3 separate regions of the Homo sapiens genome follow, and all the other regions are linked to region 3. Evidence: chromatin contacts called from ENCODE Hi-C or POLR2A ChIA-PET data. All regions are on one chromosome and are shown on one strand. The core of a region is the stretch at or near the end of the contact, and the rest is flanking DNA. Distances in the headings are between cores, read along the strand shown.

Region 1 (3,520 bases), core at 546-3,045, 320 kb after region 3:
GGGGGTGACCTTGCTGGCAGAAGGGACTGATCCTGATTACCAAGGGGAAAGTGGGATGCTGCACAGGGAGGCAAGCAGGACTATGTCTAGAGCCCAGGAGATTCTCGGGAGGGCTTTAGTGCCACCATGTCCAGTGGTAAAGGCAAGGGGAAGTACAGCAACCAAAAACACTGCAACTCCAAAAAATGACAGCACTGTGGAAAATTCAGACCCTTCAGGAACGAAGGCTTGGGTCACTCTAGTCAACAGGTTCTGGCTGAGGGCAAAGGAAGTAAGGAATGGGTGCTAGAAGGAATGTCACAGATGTCCACTATGGCTTCATGACCAATTACAGAAAAAAAGACCAAAGCAGCCAGTTAGAGGGGCAGAGACATTGCAGGTTTTAGGGGGTTTTGTTGTTGTGTTTTGGGGTTTTTTGAAACAGAGTCTCACTCTGTTGCCCAGGCCAAATTGGAGTGCAGTGGCGCCATCTCAGCTCACTGCAACCTCCACCTCCCTACAACTTCTGCCTCCCGGGTTCAGGGGATTCTCCCGCCACAGCCTCCCTAGTAGCTGGGATTACAGGCACACACCACCACGCCCTGCTAATTTTTGTGTTTTTAGTAGAGATGGGGTTTCACCATGTTGGCCAGGCTGGCCTCAAACTCCTGGCCTCAAGTGATCCACCTGCCTCGGCCTCTCAAAGTGCTGGGATTATAGGTATGAGCCACTCCACCCGGCTGAGACGCTGCAGTTTTAAGCCACAGAACAAGTCTAGCCTGAGTGTAGGGTTTCTGATGGTGAGTTACAATGGCTATGCATACACTCAAATCGAGTTCTTTATTATAGGGTACCTATAAATGTGTACATCACATTTGTACCCCTAAAAGTCCTGCCCTTTAGTTCAGTGGATTCTGGATTCTGAGGATACTCTTGGTCCTTTCCAGAGATGAAGGCAGGCAGGGGTCAGGGCCCACAGAAGGGAATCCCTATATTCTTGGGGTTGTCTGAGCCAGGGCTCATGCCTGTCTGGTGCTTTCAACCAAACCTCTCTCATGGGCTCTGTAAAAGGAACAATCAGGCCATTCTGAATCCCCCAGATCTTGTACCTACCTTTTAGAATTGTCTTGAGAGTGTGTGTGCTGATTCTCCTAAAGTACTTCGTGTGGTTCCTGACCTATAATAAGTGCTTCATAAATCTTAGTCATTATTGTTAAAATCCCAAAGAGTGGTTTTGCTCGAGTCTGAATCCAAAAAGGAAGCTCCAGGTAAGAGGAGAAACTAGAGAACAGGACACAGAAACCATCCTGTGTTTTTTCTATCCTGTGAAACCATCACCATGACACTGGCCTTCCCTCTCAGTGTGGCCTCATCCTCCATGTCCCTCCCTGTAGTCCCCTTAACTGTGAAGTGTCCAGCCTCTCCAGCACTTACTCCCAGGCCCAGCTCCACTTCAGGCAGGCCTGCTGGGGCTCAGAATAGCCCAGCTGCTGTCTCAGCAGATGGCCAGGCTAATTTTAGCCATGTGGTACTCACCCAGGGACCAGGCTGGGCTTTTTAGATTTGAATAAGCCAGTGTGCAACTTTGGTTTAGAGCCAATAACAAAGTTTGGAGCTGTTGTGATCTCTGTGTCTGCCTAGCACTTTATAAGATTCCAGAAATATAATTTTAAAGGATTTTGTTTCTGTGAACCAACAAGAACCCAAGCTATGGAGCCAGCAGGCAGTCAAGCCAGCAGGGTATTGATGGAGGGTGGTGAGAAGCAGATGGTGGCACCAGCTCCTGCCTCTTCTCCCTGATGACAAGCGGGTGGCAGGGCCTCAGTATCCCGGGTGCACTGTGCTCTCACTGCTCTCCTGGCCAAAGTGAAAGAAGGCAGCAGCCAACTCAGCCTCCTGGATCATCCTCTGAACCACTCGTGGGTGGCAGGCTGCATCTTCATGCTGTGGAACAACTGTGGTCCGGAAGAAGTCAGCCAGATGCCAGCAAGAACCTACTCTGGCACTTTCATGTGCAGTCCCTCGAGACAACCTAATGTGAAGTAGGCAGATGTGGAAACAGGCTCAGAGAGGTAAGAGGTCCCAAGAGAGGCTGAGATTGAGCCAGGTTGAGAACGTGTCTTTTCCATTGTGATGTTTCTACCTTATTGTTCTTCATATGTGAAGACTGCCTTTCATCCCAGTTCTTCCAGAGAGTTCAGAGACAACACACAGTGACTCGGAAAGCCACATTCCAGCCTGCCTTCACCTTTCCATGATTAATTTCTAGTTGCAGAAGCAAGTTGACCAGAGAAGACAGTAGAATGAGGAGACCAGACTAGTCATGCTTCCTAAACTGGGTCCATGAACTCTTAAAAGTTGGTTTGGGTGGTCTTTGGGGAATCTGTTTGTCAGTTGAGCTGCTTTCAGCTTAAAAAATAAAAAGGAAAGCCACATTTCAAGAAGTGGGAGCCAGACACTGTGGCTCACACCCGTAATCCCAACTCTCGGGAAGGCCAAGGCAGGAGGATCTCCAGAGGCCAGGAGTTTTAAGACCAGCCCAGCAGCATAATGAAACCCTGTCTCTACAAAAAATTTAAAAACTTGGCCAGGCATGGTGGCTTGTGCCTGTAGTCCCAGCTGCTAGGGAGGCTGTGGTCGGAGGATCACAATCACTTGAGCCCCGGGGTTCCGGCCTGCAGTGAACTGTGATCACATCACATCGCTGCACCAGTCTGGACGACAGCGAGACCTGACTCTAAAAAAACAAGGTTGGGTGCGGTGGCTCATGCCTGTAATCCCAGTACTTCGGGAGGCTGAAGTGGGAGGATCACCTGAGGTCAGGAGTTGGAGACCAGCCTGGCCAACATAGTGAAACCCCATCTCTAGTAAAAATACAAAAATTTAGCCAGGCAGAGTGGCACGTGCCTGTAGTCCCCGCTACTTGAGAGGCTGAGGTGGGAGAATTGCTTGAACCCAGGAGGCAGAGGTTGCAGAGAGCTGAGATGGCGCCACTGTGCTCCAGCCTGGGTGAGGCAACATAGTGAGATTCTGTCTCAATTTTTTTTTAATAAAAATTTTTAAAAATTGATGTTTGCAGCGTTGGTTAATTCTGCTTCTCTGTTTCTCTTGGCTTTTCATGGTTGCCAGATGGCAGTTGGACACCTAGCACCACCATCCAGAGGCAGGAAAGGAGAGTTACCCCCTCATCTTTTACCAGAGAGAAAAACTTTTCTCCATTGTTCCCAATAGTCCTGTCTTCTCATCTCATTGCCTAGGGGTTGGGGCACATGCCTGTGCCCCACAGCTGCAGGAAGGCTGGAGTTAGAGTATCAGGCACGGTGCAGGATGTCAGCAAGGACAAAGGGAGTGAAGAATGTGGCCTGAGAGCGTGTCATGCCCTAGAAATTGTGCACAGAAGCTGAGACACGGGCACTTTTGTGGGTAGTGGGTCCATAAGCCCATCAGATTCTCAGCGGCCCTTGAGCTCAAGGTCTTTAGAACTTCAGGTGCAGATCATCACTAAGGTTCCCTCAGCTGCTTAATGTTCTTTGATTTTGTG
Region 2 (3,400 bases), core at 836-3,335, 490 kb after region 3:
AATATGCTTCCAACCATCAGAAGTGGAAGATTATAAGGAGAGGGATCAATTCTCTCAATGCCTAATCAAAATGAAGGTTCTCACTCACTGAGAATCTAAGTCATATCTGCAATTATAACTGCACCATACTTCATGTTTTTATGTGAAGCATGCAAAAGGGAATAGATTAGAAACCCTATGTTTATGGGACAAAAACTTATAGTTGTACTACAGTGAGTCTGTCTGTATGTGAAGTTATATGTCTTATCCACCGTAATGAATGAGATCCTGTCTGAATGCAGCATACAAATCTTGTCCTGAAAAAAACCCTCGGCCAGGCGCGGTGGCTCACGCCTGTAATCCCAGCACTTTGGGAGGCCGAGGCGGGCATATCACAAGGTCAGGAGATTGAGACCATCCTGGCTAACACGGTGAAACCTCGTCTCTACTAAAAATACAAAAAAATTAGCCGGGCATGGTGGTGGGCACCTATAGTCCCAGCTACTCAGGAGGCTGAGGCAGGAGAATGGCGTGAACCCTGGAGGCGGAGCTTGCAGTGAGCCAAGATCGCGCCACTGCACTCCAGCGTGGGCGACAGAGAGAGACTCCGTCTCAAAAAAAAGAAAAAAACTCTCTAGGGCTTCAGTAAAAACCACACACAAAATTGTCACTGAAGCAGCCAAACGGCCATAAAAATCTCATAGCACATCCATGAAACTTGAGAGAGGTTTCCCAAACTGAACAATAACCCTAAAAAAGTACGTTAACAATATCAGTAATGAGTTGTGATGCTGAAATAAATTTATAAACAATTATTAAGAAACAAATTTAATCAGCCATGCTGGAGAAAAGACTGATCTTTCTCTTTTCTTTATAGAGAATTACAAAATACGCCGGGCGCGGTGGCTCTCACCTGTAATCCCAGCACTTTGGGGAGGCTGAGGCGGGCAGATCACATGAGGTCAGGAGTTTGAGACCAGCCTGGCCAACATGGGGAAACTCTGACTCTACTAAGTTTACAAAAATTAGCCGGGCGTGGTGGTGAGCACCTGTAATCCCAACTACTTGGGAGGCTGAGGCAGGAGAGTTGCTTGAACCCGGGAGGCAGAGGTTGCAGTGAACCGAATTGCACCACTACACTCCAGCCTGGGTGGCACAGCAGGACTGTCTGCAAAAAACAAAAAAAAAAAAAAAAAAAAAAAGTTACAAAATAATTGTTATAGGAAAAGGCAATCAGAAGTACGCAGCCAAAACAAAGGTGGGAAAAATGATCATAAATGGTGCTCCCAAAGTCTGGAAACACAGGTGAATATACATAATGTCGGGGGCGACTTCAATCTTTTAGAAAAAAATAGGTTTCTGGGCTCTCAGACGCCCTGTAGAAGAATATCAGGCAGTCAATGAAAATATTACGGTTATGTGTGTGATGTTTGTGGGTTTTATTAACTTTTAAAATATCATTTGTTTTTTCTTTCTCTTTCTAAATATACATTCACTTTCCTACCCTTCTGCGCGTAACTTTTTGTACTCTTTCCTAATGAGGGTCCCCACAAATTGTATGAGCTGCGCTTCCTGCAAAACCAGGATCAGCCCCGTCTGCAACCTCAAAGTCACTGAATTTCTCTGCAGTCTCAGTTTCCCCTTTTAAAAAAATTGGGAATTTGCCCTGCATTTCCTTAGAGTTGCTGTGAAGGCCAAACGAGATGGTGGTGGGCAAAAGAGCTCTGCCAACCACGCAGGCCCCTGCAAATGTGAAGGGCCTCTGACCTGGAGGGTTGGGTGCTGGCCGACCTCGTCAATCCTCCCTACTCCGACCCCCGCGCGGGGCTCCACTGACCCCGCCCCTGCTGGGCACTGACAGCCGCAGCACCGAACCGAGCGGTGGGGGTGGTAGCACCCGCCCACCTGGAGCAACTGGGATCCGAAAGGATGGGGTGCGGGGGAGGGGAGTTCGGGACCAACGGGAGTTGGGGAGCCTGAAGGGTGGTCGCTGAGCCAGGGCAACTGACGATTCCGGAGGGGGTGGGGCGCCAGGCCTCAGCCCCTCTCCCGGAGCCCTCCAGCCTCCTCAGCAGCGGAAGTTCCGGTGTCGGTAAGCGGAGGTCAGAGGTCAGCAGGAAGTCGATACGTGGCTGCCGTCTGTCCCCGCTGAGGAGGTGCAGCAGCCGGAGATGGCGGCGGTGCTGAACGCAGAGCGACTCGAGGTGTCCGTCGACGGCCTCACGCTCAGCCCGGACCCGGAGGAGCGGCCTGGGGCGGAGGGCGCCCCGCTGCTGCCGCCACCGCTGCCACCGCCCTCGCCACCTGGATCCGGTCGCGGCCCGGGCGCCTCAGGGGAGCAGCCCGAGCCCGGGGAGGCGGCGGCTGGGGGCGCGGCGGAGGAGGCGCGGCGGCTGGAGCAGCGCTGGGGTTTCGGCCTGGAGGAGTTGTACGGCCTGGCACTGCGCTTCTTCAAAGGTGAGCCGGGCCAGCCCCACCCCCGCCGCTTCTGCCCGGCCCCGGGAGCCCGGCGTGGGCTGTGGTCCCCAGGGTGACTGGACCAGACTTGCCCTCACCCACTCATACTGGGCTGTGGTGACTCAAGCGGGGTTCCCTCCTTGGGGGTACCCGAAGTTTGTCACTACCCGCTTGGCCACTAGGTCACACCCCTGACGGGCCTGCAACCTTGGTTTAGCAGTCATGTCCCGCCTCCCAGAGGTTACCGGGACATTTTACCTGATTTAGCTTCTGGGATTTCCAGGAGCCCTGGTGGAAGAATGAGCCCACTTTCTTCCAAAGGATCCCATTCTGGGATTGCCTTTTATTATTATTATTTTTTTAACTGACGCTTTTCTTTTCCTATTTCCCATGGCTTGTCACATCAGAACCCGCCGATTTTTACCCTTAGTGGAAGAAATCTGTCAAGAGGTTCCATACATAGCTTTTCCAGCCATTCTTGGGAACCATAAACTGGAACAGGACTTGATCCCCCGGCAGATTGATGTGGCAGAGAGGAGGAAGTAAAGTGTTAAGCTCATCATCCTCTCCGGCTTGTCAAACTCTTGAGGAGAGATGTCCACTATGTTCTAGTAACTTCTAGGTGGTTAAAATTTTACATTGTAAGCAATGTGCAAGAGTGAATTCTCAGAGTAAGGCCTAACAGTACCTTCTGTGCTTTTCGCATAATTAATTGTTAAATGTCTCTTGTCTTAGAGCAAGATTGTAGTGTGCGGTTTTTTTTTTTTTTAATTGGGTGATTCACTTAGTCGAATGGTGGAGAGACCAATCACATGATTTTTGTCAGTGGGAAAAACTGATGAAAGCCCGTTAGTTTGATTCTTAAAGATACTTAGTCTTGTAGGGCGAATGGACAGGGAGGGACATCAGCAAATGCAACTTTAAAAGTGGTTGCTAGGTTCCACGTACATTCCAGAGCAGCATA
Region 3 (3,606 bases), core at 173-2,672:
GTCAAGGTCACACCGGTAGGGGAATTGGGGGGATGGAGGAAACTAGAGCTGTTTTTCCTTAACCATCTTGCCTCTCACTGAGATGAAACAGCAGGATGGTTCCTGGGACCCAGGATCCCTTTGAACGCTTGGATTAAAATAATTTATGAGTTCTTTGTGAGTGTGTGTGGACCTGCTGGTAGTGGCTTTTCTTCATTAGAATTTGCATGCAAGATTGACACTAAGATGGCTGACTTTCACCATCCCAAACCAACCCTGTTTTTGCACCGTGCTGTAGTGGTATGAATTACCTTGCAGGTAATTGTGGCTTAGGTGATGGTACACAAAAGGCATCATACAGCAGCCAGATGTTCATTTTACTAAATGGAAAATATGACTCAGAACACGGGCCAATCTGAGCCTCCAAGCAGGCAAATTAGCCATTGAGGATGAAGTCTTCACCTCTGGAGAGGAGAGAATGTGGGAGCACAGAGCCCAGAGTCAAATGATTTGGTTGAGATCCCCCCACTTTGGTTATTTAGACTTGCTTATACTCCTCTGACCAGACTATGGGATCTTCTACAGAAATTCTACAGAAGTGTGGGCAGAATTACAAGTAAGGTGGGTTGAGGAAGTGCACAGGTGGAAGTGTAGCCGAGAGGATGCGTTTGAGGAGCAAGAGGCTGGGACTCAAGAAGGCTTTATGCAGACTCGAATCTTACATTGATAACAAGCATTTGCGTAGCACATACGAGTTTCATCCTATGAAGGATTCCATAGGATTCTCACAGCAGCCCAAGGATGTGAGCAGAGCAGTAAACAATATCCCTGTTTTATAGAGGAAGTAGAAATCGAGAAGCAGGAAGGTTGGGTAATTTGCCCAAAGTTCCACCACTAGTAAATCGCAGAACTGGGACTAAAGCCCAGGTCTTCTGACCCTCACTGGGCCCAGCGTTCTTTCCAATATGTCATCCTGCCATTTTCCCCTTCCTTCCTCCTCCCCACAGCTCCTTGCAAGTTCAGCCTGCTGGAGGTAAGGGAAGTGATCATGAGAGTTTTTCCAGTGCTGAGACGTTCTGGAAAAAACATGGACCTGTATCTGTGTCCTGATCTGTGCTTCGTGATTGGACTGTCTTGACACTCGTCTCAGGACTCTGGGGAGTGCTTGTGCAAGTGTTTCCCAGTGTGGCCGGCTTCTTGAACGCTGCTAATGGAAAGTTGTAAGAGTTCTATTTTCCTGTTTCAAGCGAGCGTTTCCCCCTTGGGGTTATAGCAACCACTTCCTCCTCAGCACCCGGTGGGTCGTGGTAAACACCAGTTACAGCAGAGTATCCCCTTCTGACAACCTCATTGGTTCCTTTTTTTTTTTTTTTTTTTTTTTTTGCCTGTAAGCACATACACACAGAGTTCTGAAGGCTAGGTCTCCTTTCCTTCTGGTTTAGAGTTTTCAGAGTACCCTGCTGTGGCCTTGGAAACAGAAAACCCACACAGAGGTCAAACGCAGTTCTCGTGGAGTCACCTTGTCATCCTGCTTTGTTTTGGAAGGAACTGGGTCGGAGGCAGCACAGTAGGACTACAGCATCTTTAACCCTTGGTAGGATGGCTGGATCCGCTGAACGCTTGTGGGTAAACAGGAAGCTCACAGCCTCAGTGGATCATTAAGGGTGATACAGAATAGACACGAAAATCTTAAGTGGGATGGGAGCAGAGCAGGACTTGGTGGGTAGATAGTGAGGAAAAGGAGGCAAATAGGGATGGTGAAGAAATCGAAAGGGAATGGGGGATACAAGGAAAGGGTCAGGAAAGGGTGAGTAAAAGGTTTAAAGAGAGGTGCTAATTTTAGATACTTAAAAGTATTTTAAGTATCTAAAACTTGTGGCTGGGTGTGGTGGCTCACTCCTTTAATCCCAGCACTTTGGGAGGCCAAGGCGGGCAGATCACCTGAGGTCAGAAGTTCGAGACCAGCCTGGCCAACATAGTGAAACCCCGTCTCTAACTAAAAATACAAAAATTAGGCCAGGCACAGTGGCTCACGCCTGTAATTCCAGCACTATGGGAGGCTGAGGTGGGTGGATCACGAGGTCAGGAGTTCAAAACTAGCCTGGCCAAGATGGTGAAACCCCATCTCTACTAAAACTACAAAAATCAGCCAAGTGTGGTGGCAGGTGCCTGTAATCCCAGCTACTCGGAGGCTGAGGCAGGAGATTGGTTTGAACCTGGGAGTTGGAGGTTGCAGTGAGCCGAGATGGTGCCACTGCCCTCCAGCCTGGGCAACAGTGAGACTCTGTCTCAAAAAAAAATGTGTATATATAAATACTTAAAAAATATTTGTAATTGCTGGTTTGGGGTTACTAGAATCTCTTCTGAATCTGTCTCAGTTTTTCTTACAGCTTTTAAAATCCATGGAACTCTATCACCAGGAGATGATTGTGGTATGGAGCTGATCACCCCGGAGTTAGTGGGGTGGCAACTGAGATCGGGGGGAAATGGAGCAGTTTGAGGATATATGGGCCGTGAAAACCTCCCAGCTCTGCCCCCAGCCATGCCATGAAAGTCATGGGGAAGAAAGGCCCCCATTTGTGTGTTTGTGTTATTAAATAGAACAGTAACAGAGCAGGTCTCTGAGCCTGCCTGGCAGAAATCTTTCTGTAGCAGGAGTGTCCTGCAACTCTCTGGTGGATTTGCAAAACAGTACAGATAGAAAAACTTAAATGGGAAACAAGCTTGTCTTGTCCTACTTTGTGGAGATAGATAATAAAGCCGAAAGGCCAAGAAGTGTAAATATATAGCATATATCTAATGTATATGGTATATGTACATATCAATCTATAGCTATGCAATATCTACACTATTTATCTATGTTTATACGATGACTCTAGGCTTCAGAAGACCTGTCAAAGATTTCCATACATCTAGAGAATTTAGAAGGATCCCTTTATAGGTGAGAGTTGAGACTTTTTGGCTGCAGGTTGGGATTTGGTGGACTAGTTCCTGGTACCACCACCTAGTTGCCGTGATTATCTTTAGACTAACCAAGGCCCTTGTGTTAGCCTTCCGTAAATCATCCCCACCCCTAAGCAAGACAGCACCTATACCTTCACAGTTTCTCCAGTTCATCCCTGTTTTATTTTATTTATTGTTTTTTGAGACAGGGTCATGCTCTGTCACCCAGGCTGGAGTGCAGTGGCACGAACATGGCAGCCTCTACCCCTGTGTTCAAGCAATCCTCCTGCCTCAGCCTCCCGAGTAGCTGGGACCACAGGTGCGCGCCACCACACCTGGCTAATTTTTGTGTTTTTTATAGAGACAAGGGGTCTCACCATGTTGCCCAGGCTGGTCTTGAACTCCTGGCCTCAAGCAGTCCTCCTGCCTCAGCCTCCCAAAGTGTTGGGATTACAGGCATGAGCTACTGCATCCGGCCCATCCCTGTTTAAATGGGAATATCCAGAAGATTGTCCTTGTCATACACTCGGTGCATTTTAGAGTGTCTTCACCACTTGTCAGAAACAGGATTCTGGTTGGGAAGGGCCATCATTCACAGTGTGGCAGGTTTTTGCTTTGTTAATTACTGGAATTGGGGTACAGAAGCCAAATGCAGGTTCTCCACCTGGGACCTTCTTCCTGTTT

Evidence for each region. Hi-C counts contacts between places; a loop is a spot of excess contacts on that map. ChIA-PET counts read pairs that join two places held with the same protein, here RNA polymerase II (POLR2A). Pooled maps may share reads with other maps.
Region 1: a pooled map shows a loop between it and region 3 (2.1-fold over the local background). The contact joins the enhancer-like site here to the promoter of ITPKB-IT1 in region 3. A Hi-C loop is called at or near these places in 1 of 37 single-sample maps with no recorded cell type and 2 of 50 pooled maps. POLR2A ChIA-PET finds 5 or more read pairs at or near these places in 1 of 52 experiments (OCI-LY7).
Region 2: a loop to region 3 is called in a pooled map, with 3 times the contacts of the local background. The contact joins the promoter of ACBD3 here to the promoter of ITPKB-IT1 in region 3. A Hi-C loop is called at or near these places in 1 of 168 maps with a recorded cell type or tissue (mesothelial cell of epicardium) and 6 of 50 pooled maps. POLR2A ChIA-PET finds 5 or more read pairs at or near these places in 1 of 52 experiments (B cell).

Annotation. Positions count from the first base shown.
Region 1 is chr1:226,354,332-226,357,851 of GRCh38, reverse strand. No RefSeq gene overlaps it. Among named protein-coding and RNA genes, the nearest start is that of LIN9, 47 kb to the right of the region's middle. Within about 2 kb of position 1,795, at least 8 of the 41 ENCODE cell types and tissues checked have a DNase peak (open chromatin) inside an H3K27ac peak, as active enhancers do; they include OCI-LY7, where a contact is called at or near this core.
Region 2 is chr1:226,185,426-226,188,825 of GRCh38, reverse strand. It overlaps ACBD3 (acyl-CoA binding domain containing 3), which reads left to right and starts at 2,085. Exons shown (of 8, transcript NM_022735.4): 1 at 2,085-2,436. The coding sequence starts at 2,151. It overlaps LOC101927247 (a long non-coding RNA gene), which reads right to left and starts at 930. Exons shown (of 2, transcript XR_001738504.2): 1 at 893-930. RefSeq lists silencers at 2,184-2,478, 2,115-2,594.
Region 3 is chr1:226,672,884-226,676,489 of GRCh38, reverse strand. It overlaps ITPKB-IT1 (ITPKB intronic transcript 1), which reads left to right and starts at 1,422. Exons shown (of 2, transcript NR_103784.1): 1 at 1,422-1,573. All of the region lies in intron 2 of ITPKB (inositol-trisphosphate 3-kinase B), which reads left to right. RefSeq lists a silencer at 291-440.